Regions from separate parts of the Homo sapiens genome. Here region 2 is linked to region 1. Evidence: chromatin contacts called from ENCODE Hi-C or POLR2A ChIA-PET data. All regions are on one chromosome and are shown on one strand. The core of a region is the stretch at or near the end of the contact, and the rest is flanking DNA. Distances in the headings are between cores, read along the strand shown.

Region 1 (6,657 bases), core at 1,123-3,622:
GCCTTGGTTTAAGCGATCCTCCGGCCACAGCCTCCCAAGTAGCTGGGACTACACGTATACACCACCACACCCAGCTACTTTTTGTAGAGACAGGGTTTTGCTGTGTTGCCCAGTCTGGTCTCCAACTCCTGAGCTCAAGCAATCTGCCCACCTCGTCCTCCCAAAGTGCTGTGATTACAAGCATCAGCCATGTACCTGGACCTTAAAAGATTCAGTAGCTAACAAACACATATTTGTGAAAAAATCAATCTTAATTGATCACTGACAATATGAAAAAAAAAGGGAAGCAGACAGAATATGTTAAAACATCAGATGATAGTAAATAGGTTATAAATCTCACCATTTTTAAAAATCTGGATTATTTCTTACCTCCCTAGAAATGGAGACTGGGATGGGAACTGATTATAGATGTTTTGAACAAATATTTGCCACCTACCATCTTAGGCAATTCAGGTATACAGACTGAGCATTCCCAATCCAAAAATCTGAAATCTGACATGCTCCAAAACCCAAAACCTTAAAGTGCAGACATGATGTCACAAGTGGAAAATTCCACACCTGACTCCATGTGACTTGTCAAAAACACAGTCAAAACCTTGTTTCATGCAAAAAAAAATTATTTAAAGTATTCCATAAAATTAACTTCAGGCTATGCATATAAGGTATATGTGAAATATAAATCAATTTCATGTTTAGACTTGGTCCCACCCCCAAAATATCTCATTATGTATATGCAAATATCCCAAAATCCAAAATCCAAGACGCTTCTGGTCTCAAGCATTTTGGATAAGGAATTATTAACCTGTACCACATCCCATTAGTGAGAATATGGTTTAGAAGGGCAGGTAAGAAATATAAATAAGCTCATTATAAAATAAAGCGATTAGGCGATTAGAGCCAAGTACAAAGGGTAAGAGTAATACAATACCCTTGTATTTCCTTTACTTTCAGGGACTTATGGCAGAACTTACGAAGAATATCACATAGAGAATAGGTACTATCTAAAAGTACACACTTAGGAAAGATTCTTAAAAGCCAGCTTTATTTTCACTGTAACAGTAATCTTATTCTGGGAAGCGGTGGCTGTCATTAAACCAATTAGGCCTTTGTTAACACACTGAGCCCTAAAAACAAAAAAAACAGCTCTCACGAACCAGTTGGTCCAGCCTTTATACAAGCTAAAAATTATGGGGTGGGGGCCGGGCGCGGTGGCTCACGCCTGTAATCCCAGCATTTTGGGAGGCCGCGGCAGGTGGATCACGAGGTCAGGAGTTTAAGACCAGCCTGGCCAAGATGGTGAAACCTGGTCTCTCTAAAAATACAAAAAAATTACTCGGGCGCGATGGCGGACGCCTGTAATCCCAGCTACTCGGGAGGCTGAGGCAGAAAATTGCTTGAACAGGGAGACGGAGGTTGCTGTCAGCCGAGATCGCGCCACTGCACTCCAGCCTGGGAGTGCAGACTCCGTCTCAAAAAATAAAAATAAAAAAAAAAATAGGGTGGGGCAGCTGCTACGGCTGTGAGGTAACTGATAACTGCATTTAATATCTCCCTCCTTTTTTTCAATGGTTGTGTTTTTAGAACTGATTAAAAGATGAAATGTAGAATGAAGTCTACACCCATTTAATACTCCCCATTCAGGTCTCAGATCAAATGTTACCACCCTATCTAAAGTTGTTCTTGGCACAACACCTTTTCTTTCCTTGATGGCATTTAACATTATCCGAAATCATTTTATTAACGTGCTGGTTAATTGTCTGCCTCCATCAGACAGAACGTGGACCTGACGTGTCGTGTGCACAGCTCTAGTCCTAAGCTCTTAGAACAGTGCCTGACACATAACAGGCGCTCAGGAAACATTAATAAAACGAAGACAGGTGGAATGCCGTTCTCCACCCCGCTGCACAAATCTCTCCTCCTACCCCCTTATAAACTGAGTTCCCACAGCGCTGCTATTGCAATTAACTGGCTACGCTCGGGATGCAACCCCGGGTTTCCTTCCTGTTCTATCCCCTGGCTTGGATGTCGGTGCCAGGCACGCTGTAGGCACTCGATGGCAGATCGCTGAATGAATGACACGGCAAGCCGGGCACAAGCAGTGGCACCGCTGCGATGCCGGTTCCGAGGCTACCACAGCCCAGCCGGACCGCCACCATCATCGGCCTTCCCGCGTAAACCCCGGCCTCCCGGAGCCAAAACCTTCAGGAAGGCATGAATGTCGCCACATTGCCCTTTTGGAGGGAGGCCCTGCCTCCGAGAAGAGGCGTAGGGCCCAACGTATAGGGCCGCCACTCACTGTAGGTGCGGCCCAGGGCTTGGAAGAGCAGATCACGCTTCACGCTGACAGTCGGCATGGTGTGTCGAACTCACTGCGCCTGCGCAGCGAGCTGACCCGGGCTTCCCTAGCGAAGCGCGTAGGACCCGCCTCTTCTTGTGCGTGTTGTCTTGAATATCGCCATTCTGCTGGCAACAGTTCCTGTTCTCTTTTTAACCTAAAAACACTCATCATGCCATTACCTCGCTGATTAAATGTATCTTTATGAGACTAATAGCTTAAAAGCCTGTAAGAAAGATATAATTTGATAGAACTGGCTAGGATTTGTCAGGCATTGTAATGTACTGACCCTGAAGTCCCGGATGCTTCCAGGGCGCTAACGGCCGGGGACGCCCACCAGGTGGGCGGGGCGAGAGTGGGGCGCGTCAGGGAGGGGGTGGGGCCTCCACGTGGGAGATCTTGCCTGGAGGTGGTGGAAATGCGAGTGGAGAGGGTTCAAGGCTTCCTGCAGAGAAAGGTGTGCAAATCCTGGCGGCGGGAGAGGGGCTGTTAACAGACCTCAGTTTTTACTTCATTCTTTAATCTCTCCTCTACTCGTATAAGTGATATACCTGTGCTTTGTTTGAACTTTACGGCAGCCCTATAAGGGAGGCATTGTAAGAGACCTCTTTTTTTGTCTATTTGCTCAGTGCTCTCTGCTGTCAGTGGGCTGTGCTCAGCCCTCTGCCAGCATTAAATTTCCTCCTTAAAACAACCCTGAGTGTAATAGGCTGAATAACGGCCCCCAATAATATCAGACCCTAATCCCTGCAACCTCTAAATGTAACTTTATATGGAAACAGCGTCTTTGCAGGTTAAGTTAAGGATTTTGAGATGAAGATTATCCTGGATTCGAAAGACGAACACTAAATGGAATCACAGTATCCTCATCAAATCATAAAAGGGAGGTTGAGAGAGACGATTTAGCCACGGTGGCAGAGATTGGAGTATGGCAGCCACAACCCAAGGATGCCAGCAGCCACCAGAAACAAAGAGACAAGCACACACTGGGGGTGAGGGGGTGGAGGAGCGGGGAGCATCAAGAATAGCTAATAGATGCTGGGCTTAATACTTAGGTGATGGGATGATCTGGGCAGCAAACCACCATGGCATACATTTACCTATGTAACAAACCTTCACATCCTGCACATGTATCCCTGAAATAAACAGAGACAAGGACAGATTCACGCCCAGCCCATGGGGCAGCCCTATAATGCATGCTGATTTGGGCCCAGTGAAACTGATTTTGGGTTTCTGGCCTCCAGAACTGTGAGAGCATAAATTTATGGTTTAAGTCAGCAAGTTCGTGGTAATTTGTTTCAGCAGCCAAGGGAAACTAATACATCAAGATAGGTACCATTATCCCTGTTTTACAGGTAATGAAACTAAGGCACAAACTGGCAGTTCCAGGGGGAGCCTTGCCCTAATCCTTTCTACTGTACAGTGAGTGAGGGCTTCTTCCAAAGTCCTTCACATGAGGGGAGAAAAGCTGAGCCAGATGTAAGCCACCCTAACTATTAATCAAGCAGTTTTTCACTATACAGTATTAGCTCCCCTCCATGGGAAGGCAGTCCCTTCCCAGTGACCAACATAACAGATTGGCAACACCCCATAAATGGCAAACATCCCCAATGCAAAATACAGCTTTCCACCTAAAATTGGTGCTTTCTGCTCAATTAATAAGCAAAGGACTAGTGCCAGGCATGATGGCTCACACTTGTAATACCAACACTTTGGGAGGCTGAAGTGGGCAGATCACTTGAGGTCAAGAGTTGGAAACCAGCCTGGCCAACATGATAAAACCCCATCTCTACTAAAATTACAAAAATTAGCTGGGTGTGGTGGTGGGCACTTGTAATCCCAGCTACTGGGGAGGCTGAGGACTGAGAATCACTTTAACCCAGGAGGCAGAGGTTGCAGTGAGCCAAGATCACGCCACTGCACTCCAGCCTGGGTGACAGAGCAAGACTCTGTCTTAAAAGCAATAACAACAACAACAACAAAATAGTAATAATAAATAACCAAAGGACTTCCTGCTGACCTGCTCTGCTTTGGGCACTCCAAAGTGTTCTGTGGCCTCTGAACCTCAGTTTCCTCATCCATAAAATAGGGATAATAATATACACCTTAAAGAATTATTGTGTCCCATATCTGTAATTCCAGCACTTTGGGAGGCCGAGGTGGGAGGATTACTTGAGCCCAGGATTTCAAAACCAGCGTGGGCAACAGAGTTGGACCCCATCTCTAAACAAAAAGAAAAATTAGCCAGGCATGGCGGCAACACACCTATGATCCCATCTACGCGGATCACTTGAGCCCGGGAGGTTGAGGCTGTGGTGAGCTGTGATCGCGCCACAGCACTCCAGCCTGGGTGACAAAGTGAGACCTTGTCTTAAAAACTAAAAAAGAATTATTGTAAGAATTTGAAATAATACTCATAAATAACTAGTATAGTTCTTATCATGTCAGAGGTCCTGGAAATGGGGCAACTGTCATTTTTTTTAATCCTCCTAGTTAGTTTTCTGCTAGTCTCAGACCACCAAGGGGCATTTTGTTCCCATCTCTCACATCCCCCAACTGACCTATCCTACTTTTTATCATTGCACATGTTACAGGTACTCTGTCCCTTCTCTGTGAGAAGCTAAACTGTTAGAAGATTCTAATGGAAAAGAGGAAACTAGGCCACTAGGGCTCATCACAAATGGCATTAGCTAACTGAAAGGAAAGGTACATGGAAAATGATGAGATCGTATATCACAAAATGTAGGTACATGCTTCTTTCATCTAACTTTGGGGCCAGACTGAAAGCAGGAATGAGGTGGCAGCATTTCCTAGGAAGGAAAGACGAGCTGGACAAAAGGCATGGAAAAACTCTCAGCTCAGCAGAAATTAAGGAGATGCAAATAAAAATTATAAGGACATACATGTTTATACCTAGGAGACTGCTAGAAGTCTTAAAGTCTGAAAAAAATCAGATCTTGGCAAGAATTTGGGAGTATAAATTGATATAACCTCTTTGGAAAATATGGCCTTACCTAGAAAAATGGGGCATGTCCATATCCTACTACCCAGCAATTGCACTGCTAGGAATATTCCCCCAGAGAAACTCTTACCCATGTGCACCAGAAGACTCAAATAAGAATTTTCATGGTTACATTGTTCATTATAACAGAAATCTAGGAACAACCCAATGTTTGTCAGTACTAGAATGGGTAGACAGTTATGATAAATGTATACAGTGAAACACCATACAGTTATGTAAACAAATGAACTACACCTGCATGTATCAACTTGGATAAATCTTACGTTGTAATTTTGAGGGAAAAATGTAAATCACAGAAGAATATGTATCCTTGATGCCATTAATATAAACACTAAAAACCAGGCTAACCTAAAGAGTATATTGTTAGGCATACATAAATAGAATGGTAAGCCTGTAGTAAAAGCAGAGGATGACAAACACAAAATATGAGACCAGTGAGTTCTGAGTGAGTTGGCAGGGCTGCAGCCTGGAGTGTTGGAATACCTGTATTACTCAGAGTCCTCCAGATAAATAAATAGGAAACAAGTAGACAGATATTTATTATAAAGTATTGTCTCACATCATTATGGAAACTGAGAAGTCCCACAATCTACCATCTGCAAGCTGGAGACCCATGAAAATGAGTGAAGTAGTTTGAAGCCCTGAGAGCTGAAGAGGTGGTGGTACAGATGCTGTCTCAAGGCCTGAAAGCAGGGAGAACTGAGAGCAGGGAAAGATCTATGGCCCAGCTCAAGTATTCAGACAGAGAGTGAATGCAGCCTTCCTCCCCCTTTTTATTCTCTTCAGGCCCACCATGGATTGGATAATACCTACCCACATTGGGGAGGGCCATTTGCTTTACTCAGTCTATCCATTCAAATGCTAATCTTGGCTGGGTGTGGTGGCTCACGCCTGTAATCCTAGCACTTTGGGAGACTGAGGCAGGCAGATCACTTGAGGTCAGAAGTTTGAGACCAACCTGGCTAACATAGCAAAACCCCGTCTCTACTAAAAATACAAAAATTAGCTGGGCATGGTGGTGCACGCCTGTAGTCCCAGCTTGGGAGGCTGAGGTAGAGGAATTGCTTGAACCCAGGAGGCGGAGGTTGCAGTGAGCCAAGGTTGCACCACTGCACTCCAGCCTGGGCAACAGAGCAAGACTCCATCTCAAAAAAATAAAAACAAATGCTAATCTCTTCCAGGAATGCCCTCACACACCCAGACATAATGTTTAACCAGCTACCTGGGTACCCATTAGCCCAGTCAAGTTGGTACATAAAATTAACCAACACACTACCCAAAGGGTTTCAAAAGTATTGGT
Region 2 (6,657 bases), core at 1,297-3,796, 1.2 Mb after region 1:
AATTAATATCTTAGTATTATTATGAAAATAGTTTTGACCTTGCAGACCTCCAGTAAAAGTCTTGGGGACTGCTGGGGGTACCCAGGTCACACTTTCAGAACCTCTGCCTTATGAGTTAGGAGATATTATCTCCATTTTTCAAATGGGCAAACTGAGACAGAGAGGTCAAGGAATTGTCCAAGGCCATACTGCTAGAATAGCTCAGAGTAGCTAAAATGCAATGAGCATAACAGATTTAACCTCAATTGTTTGTTGCAAGGATTGAATGAGATCGTGAATATAAAGAGCAGGACATCCTGCTTGTCTTATCACAAATGCCCAATAACATTAATGTTTCCCCGCCAGGTGCGGTGGCTCATGCCTGTAATGCCAGCACTTTGGGAGGCCGATGCAGGTGGATCACGAGGTCAGGAGTTTGAGACCAGCCTGGCCAACATGGCAAAACCCCGTCTCTACTAAAAATACAAAAATTAGCTAGGCGTGGTGGCGGGCGCCTGTAATCCCAGCTACTTAGGAGGCTGAGGCAGGAGAATTGCTTGAACTCGGGAGATGGAGGTTGCAGTGAGCCAAGATCATGCCACTGCACTTCAGCCTGGGTGACAGAGCAAGATTCCGTCTCGAAGAAAAAAAAATAATAATAATGTTTCCCATTTAGCAAAAACTGGTAGAAAAGCTGGAGAAACTTCCCACATTTCTGATCAACTCATCACACATATGACACCAGCAAGAAAAAATAAAACTCCACCACAGGTATTGTCCAGAGGAGCAGCTTTTCCTTATAGACCAAACCTTGGCCCATTCCTCAGCACAAAAGCAGCCTTTGATGACTCAGAAACGCAGGGCCTTATTCCAGCCTCTGTTAGGCAAATTACACTGGTGGACTGGGCATCTGTCACCTTGTTCCTTGGGAAACTTGAGCAAGCCAAGAAACCTGCTCCATTATTTACAGCATTGTTTTTGCATCACGCTGTATTTACAAGGAACCCTCAACAGACAAAAATGATGCCGCTAGTGTGTGCAGCCAAACCTTTAACAGAAACCAGCAACTGCGGTCTTGCTGGCCAGGTGCTCAGCACTCCCCGGCTCTCTTTGTTGATCAACTTTCTTAGCCCACGTGGCCCACCCACTCCTGCCTCCGGTGGGCCCACAGGGTGCAGGTCACTTCCCTTCTGCGGATTTGGGAAGTGGTAACACACTTGGGGAAGTGGGACTAGTGACGTTCAGACCACCACACTCTTAAAAGGCTGCCCCTAAACAGCAGGCAAGAGCAAGAGGAGCCTGAGCTATCGCTTCCACCCAAGTGCAGGTCACCAGATCTCTCATCAGCAGGGCTGCGGCCGGCCTCAGCTTCCAACCTGACCCCCTATCCCCTGCCCTTACACACCCCAGTCCATTCTCCAACCACAGCCAAACTGCACACCATGCCGGGTGCAGTGGCTCACCCCTGTAATCCCTACACTTTGGGAGGCCGAGGCAGGCGGATCACCTGAGGTCAGGAGTTCGAGACCAGCCTGGCCAACATGGTGAAACCCCGTCTCTACTAAAAATACAAAAATTAGCTGGGTGTGGTGGCACACGCCTGTAATCCCCGTTACTCGGGAGGCTGAGGCAGGAGAATCGCTTGAACCCGGGAGGCAGAGCCGAGACCACACCACTGCACTTCAGCCTGGGCGACAGAGCGAGATCAGTCTCAAAAAAACAAAAGTGCACAACGGGTAAGGTCAGTTTTCTTGCTAAAACGTCCCCGAGGTTTCCCCTACTCAGTTGGAACCAAAACCAAACTCCTTATTTTGGCCTATAAAAACCCGCCTCACCTGGCAGAAGCCCACCTCTCCTGCCACAAACAAGGCCTTCTCCCCTCCGCTTTGCTCTCTCTAATCCACCTGTAGCGCCCCTCCAGGACCTCCAGCAGCTAGAATGTCATGTCCTTGAAGAGGCTTTGCCAAATCAAAAGTTGCCACTCCACCCGGTTGTATTTGAGACTTTACAGCGCTTCTTACTTTAGAAGTTCTCTTCATTTTACTTGTATATTGGACGTGTCCCTCCCTCCGCATCCCCCTCCTGGAAGGTAAGCTTCCTGGAGAACAGGGGCTCCTCCTGGTCCCCCGCGACATCCCCAGCGCCCAGCACCGAGCCCGGCACAGACTAAGCACTCGGCTAAGGCGGATCGAATGAATGAATGGAGCCGCGGCGCCGCGGCGCCGCGTTGCCGCAGGAATCCCGGGCAAGCGATCCTGGCGCGTCCGCACCGTCTGGGGCAGCGGGGCCACAGGGACGCACGGTTCGGGTGGCCAGGCGGGACTCGGCCCGCACCCCCACCCGGCCGCGCGCCCGGCCCGGACGCCCCAGGTGCCTCCCCGGAGCGCGAGCGCCCCCACCGCCTACCCGGGCCGGCGGTTCCCCCGCACTCACCATCGTGGCTGGGCCGCCGCCTCCCCCGCCTTGCGAGCAAGGAGCGCTGGAGAAGCGAGGGCGAGAGGCGAGCGCTGGAGCCGGTGCGGCTGACAGGTGAGGCGCCCGGCTTAGACCATGGCTGCTTCCCACAATGCCCTGGCACTGAAAGTGTGCAGACTCCTCCCAGCGCGGCTGCCTCCTCCCTGCACGCTCCTCCCCGCTGCCTCCTCCCCGCGCCCTCCTCCCCGCTCCCCCCGCTCCTCGCCCTCCTGCTCTCCTTCTTTCTTCCTTTCCCCTTTCTCCTCCCTTCTCCTCCTCCTCCTCCTCTTCCCTCCTTTCTGCCTCTCCTCTGTACCCCCTCCCCGCCCCCGCCTCGGCTGCAGCTGTTCCCGCCCCGAGCCGGCCGCACCTGGAGCGAATGCACCTGCGCGCGCGGGCGTCTGTACCCCGACAGCCCGCAGCTCGGCGCGGGTGGTCAGGCGAGAGCGCGTGGCCCGCTAGGAACTCCCTGCGCGGGGAACTCCCTGCGCGGAGAACACCGGGGACTTTTCGCGATTCTGCCGCGCGAGTGTGTCCTGTATTCCTTCCGCAAACGTTTATCAAACCTGGCAAAGATACTTCCGATACACTCGCAGAAAGTGCCGGGGGCTGCCTTATCCTAAGCCTCCTAGGGAGGGAGCAGTTGGAAGAGAAAGAACTAGAAGCGTTTTCTTATCCCCTTCTGCCCCCATTTCACTTTTTAAAAAGTAAGCTCTGCAGTCTAAGGGCAAAGATCATTTTAAGCAGGCCCCCATTTATTTATTTATTTATTTATTTATTTATTTATTTATTTATTTATTTAGAGACGGAGTGTCGCTCTGTCGCCCCGTCTGGAGTGCAGTGGGGCGATCTCGGCTCCCTGCAACCTCCGCCTCCTGCGTTCAGGGTGATCCACCCGCCTCGGCCTCCCAAAGTGCTGGGATTACAGGCATGAGCCACTGCGCCCGGCAGCACGACCCCCTTTTAAGAAGTCTCTCCTAAGAAGTTGTGGTGTAGAAAGTTCGTTCTCCAATCTCTCCTCCCCTTGACTTTTCTTAAATCTAGGGCGTTGAGAGTCTCTAAACCCCCAAGCTGTAAACAGAGTTTTTTCTTTTTTCTTTTAATTATATTTACCAGATAGACTAGATGTAAGCAGAGTTTTTAATGCATATTCATGTTTTTGAGAAAGGGAGTCCACTGGTTTTATCAAATAGCTAAAGAGATCCTAGACCCTGCAAAAGTTAAGAATCATTTCCTGGGCCAGGCGTGATGGTTCATGCCTGTAATCCCAACACTTTGGGAGGCCCAGGTGGGCGGATCGCTTGAGACCAGAAGTTCGAGACAAGCCTGGCCAACATGGTGAAACGCCGTCTCTACTAAAAATACAAAATTTAGCTGGGCGTGGTGGCACACGCCTGTAGTCCCAGCTACTAGGGAGGCTGAGGCAGGAGAGAATCGCTTGAACCCGGGAGACAAAGGTTGCAGTGAGCTGAGATCATCCAGCCTAGGTAACAGAGTGAGACTCAGTCTGAAAAAAAAAATGTCATTTCCTGGGTGGTCCCTGGAACCCCAAATCAGTGAAAGTCCTTCCCAGGATGTGTTGTGTACCTTCCTAGGGATGTAGGCCCACCCAGGTGACTGAAAATATGGGAAACTCCATCCACCCCTGCATTCACACTGCAAATATTCATCACTCTAGGCCAGGCCCTACAACAGGAGCCTGGGGGACCCAGCTGGGAACAAACAGGTGGTCTGTCTCCTGGAGCTTACGTCTCTTGTGGGACAACACATAATAAACAAGTAAATAAAATATAAGAAATTAAGATGAGTGCTAAGAAGGAGATATTTGAGTTCCTCGGATGGGCACAGGGAAGCTACATTGATTTAGCTGAGTGGTCAGGTAAGTGCCCCCTGGGGAGGTGACAGAAGACTTGGATGTGAGAAGCCAGCGCTCTGAAGAAGAAGAAAAAAAAGTCCTTCTGGAAACACTTCAAAAAAGGCCTCTATGTGAGTTAAGTGCCAGGAGGCCTAGAGGTGGGCAGGGGCCAGAGGCAATGAGTGTTCTCTACATTAGGGCATCACTGCAAGCCCCCAGGAGAGCCACAGCCTCCAGCCTCAAAGCTCTCAAACCTGGACTTGTGGCATTCTGCCGGGGGCATTGGAAGAGGACTATTTGACAACAGTTAAACCCCAGGCGATGGGATGATTTTGCTTCCTGAAAGAAAAGTGAATCTAGGACAGCTACTTTTTAACTCCTATGTTCTTCCCCCAGGGTCTGTTCCTTCCCTTTCTCAGTACATCATGCTTTATCTAACTAGATAGAATCTAATCTTTGTGCTTCTCCTCCTTTCTAGGTAACTTCAGGGCAGGGCCCAGCTCTGTGCCACCATCCAGAGCCTTGTGCTGTAAGGGTTTCTTTGCTAGTGGGAAAGAAATGGAATTACTAAAGGTGAATTACAAAGCTAAAGAAATCTCAGGCCAGGCGCCGTGGCTCATGCCTGTAACCCCAGGACTTTGGGAGACTGAGGCGGGGGGATCACCTGATGTCAGGCGTTCAAGACCAACCTGGCCAAAATGGTGAAACCCCTAATACAAAAATTAGCTGGGTGTGGTGGCGGGTGCCTATAATCCCAGCTACTCAGGAGGCTGAGGCAGGAGAATTGTTTGAACCCTGGAGGCGGAGTTTGCAGTGAGCCGAGATCCCCACTGTACTCCAGCCTGGACGACACTACGAGATTCTCGCAGAAGAAAAAAGGAAAAAAAAAAAAAAAAGCTAAAGAAATCATCTCAGTGCTCTTGCCATGACAGTTAAGTCAAATATTAAAGCAGGAAAGGCCAGGAGCGATGGCTCATGCCTGTAATCCCAGCACTTTGGGAGGCTGAGGCAGGTGGATCACCTGAGGTCAGGAGTTTGAGACCAGCCTGACTAACATGGTGAAACCCTGTCTCTACTAAATACAAAAAATTAGCCAGGCATGGTGGCACATGCCTGTAAGCCCAGCTACTTGGGAGGCTAAGAGAATGGCTTGAACCTGGGAGATGGAGGTTGCAGTGAGCCGAGATTGTGCCATTGCACTCCAGCCTGGGCAACAAGAGCTAAACTACATCTCAAAAAATAAAAATTAAAAAAAATAAAGCAGGAGAAGTTTCCCTTACTGTGTGGCTTATGGTTGGAGGGGGTGTAATTAAAGATGTAGAGGTTGAGGGGGGCAGGTAACTTAAAAATTATTAGTGTCCTTTGCCTTTCCTCCTGGCCTGGCTGAGATGGGCAGAGGATGCTCTCTGGGGCCTCTGCCACCCAGTGTTTTTTCCTCCAGATTCTCACACCATACCCCAAATCACCGAAGAGGGAGGCCTGCAGTGAGCTGGACACTTCACAGGGTTATCTTGGCTGCCCCCAAAACAATCCGTAAGAAAGGAAGCACTGTGGCCATGGTACAGATGAAAGCCTGAGGCTCAGAGGCTCAACAGCAATAATAAGAGGCAGGCCGGGCACAGTGGCTCAGGCTTGTAATCCCAGCGCTTTGGGAGGCCGAGGCAGGAGGACTGCTTAAGTTCGGGAGTTTGAGATCAGTCTGGGCAACATGGGAAGACCCCATCTCTATTTTAAAAATAATAATAATAAACTAAGTGTAAAAAGAAGCTAATAAGAGGCAGGGATAAGCCTAGAATCAAGGCACTAAGATTCAAGATGGTTCCCCCTAAAGCCCTACCCCTGACAGACCTACTCAGAACGCAACAGTGAGAGTTAAGCAGTGTTTATTTCATCAGTCATTTGTCTCAGAAGAATAACATGCATTTTTAAGCTTTGACTTCTCCTTTAAAAAAAAAATTCTGTAGAGATGGGATCTTACTATGTTGCCCAGGTTGATCTCGAGAATCCCTGGCCTCAACGGATCCTCCTGTCTTGGCCTCCCAAAGTGCTGGGATTACAAGCATGGGACACCACACCCAGCCTTAGTCTTGACTTCTGTATCCCATCTTTGCTTCTGTTCAAACTCCTGACTCCACACGTGGCCCACAAATAGCAAAACCCCAGGGAGGACCCAGAGGCCCTATCACTCAAGATGTACCAGTCTAAAGAGGAGTTCCCTGGTCAGATCCTAAAGAGGCTTTTAGATTCAAAATCTAATGTCCTAGAAGACAAGTACAGTGTGTTACATGGTTCCGGTTAGGTTGTTTATGAGCTGGTGCATGTGATTCTGTGTGTGTACATTTACTCATAAAACAATGCCCTGGCATTTG

What was found. A loop is a pair of places that touch in the nucleus more often than their neighbours do. ChIA-PET counts read pairs that join two places held with the same protein, here RNA polymerase II (POLR2A). Pooled maps may share reads with other maps.
Region 2: a loop to region 1 is called in a map of Caco-2, with 21 times the contacts of the local background. The contact joins the promoter of AP1S3 here to the promoter of FARSB in region 1. A Hi-C loop is called at or near these places in 1 of 168 maps with a recorded cell type or tissue (Caco-2) and 9 of 50 pooled maps. POLR2A ChIA-PET finds 5 or more read pairs at or near these places in 1 of 52 experiments (SK-N-SH).

What each region holds. Positions count from the first base shown.
Region 1 is chr2:222,653,720-222,660,376 of GRCh38, forward strand. FARSB (phenylalanyl-tRNA synthetase subunit beta) reads right to left here and starts at 2,373. Exons shown (of 17, transcript NM_005687.5): 1 at 2,297-2,373. The coding sequence starts at 2,354. LOC124907985 (a long non-coding RNA gene) reads left to right here and starts at 2,714. Exons shown (of 2, transcript XR_007088095.1): 1 at 2,714-2,792. RefSeq lists an enhancer at 2,434-2,483 and a silencer at 2,600-2,796.
Region 2 is chr2:223,835,036-223,841,692 of GRCh38, forward strand. AP1S3 (adaptor related protein complex 1 subunit sigma 3) reads right to left here and starts at 2,547. Exons shown (of 5, transcript NM_001039569.2): 1 at 2,413-2,547. The coding sequence starts at 2,415. RefSeq lists enhancers at 1,954-2,043, 2,914-3,093 and silencers at 2,154-2,583, 2,614-2,743.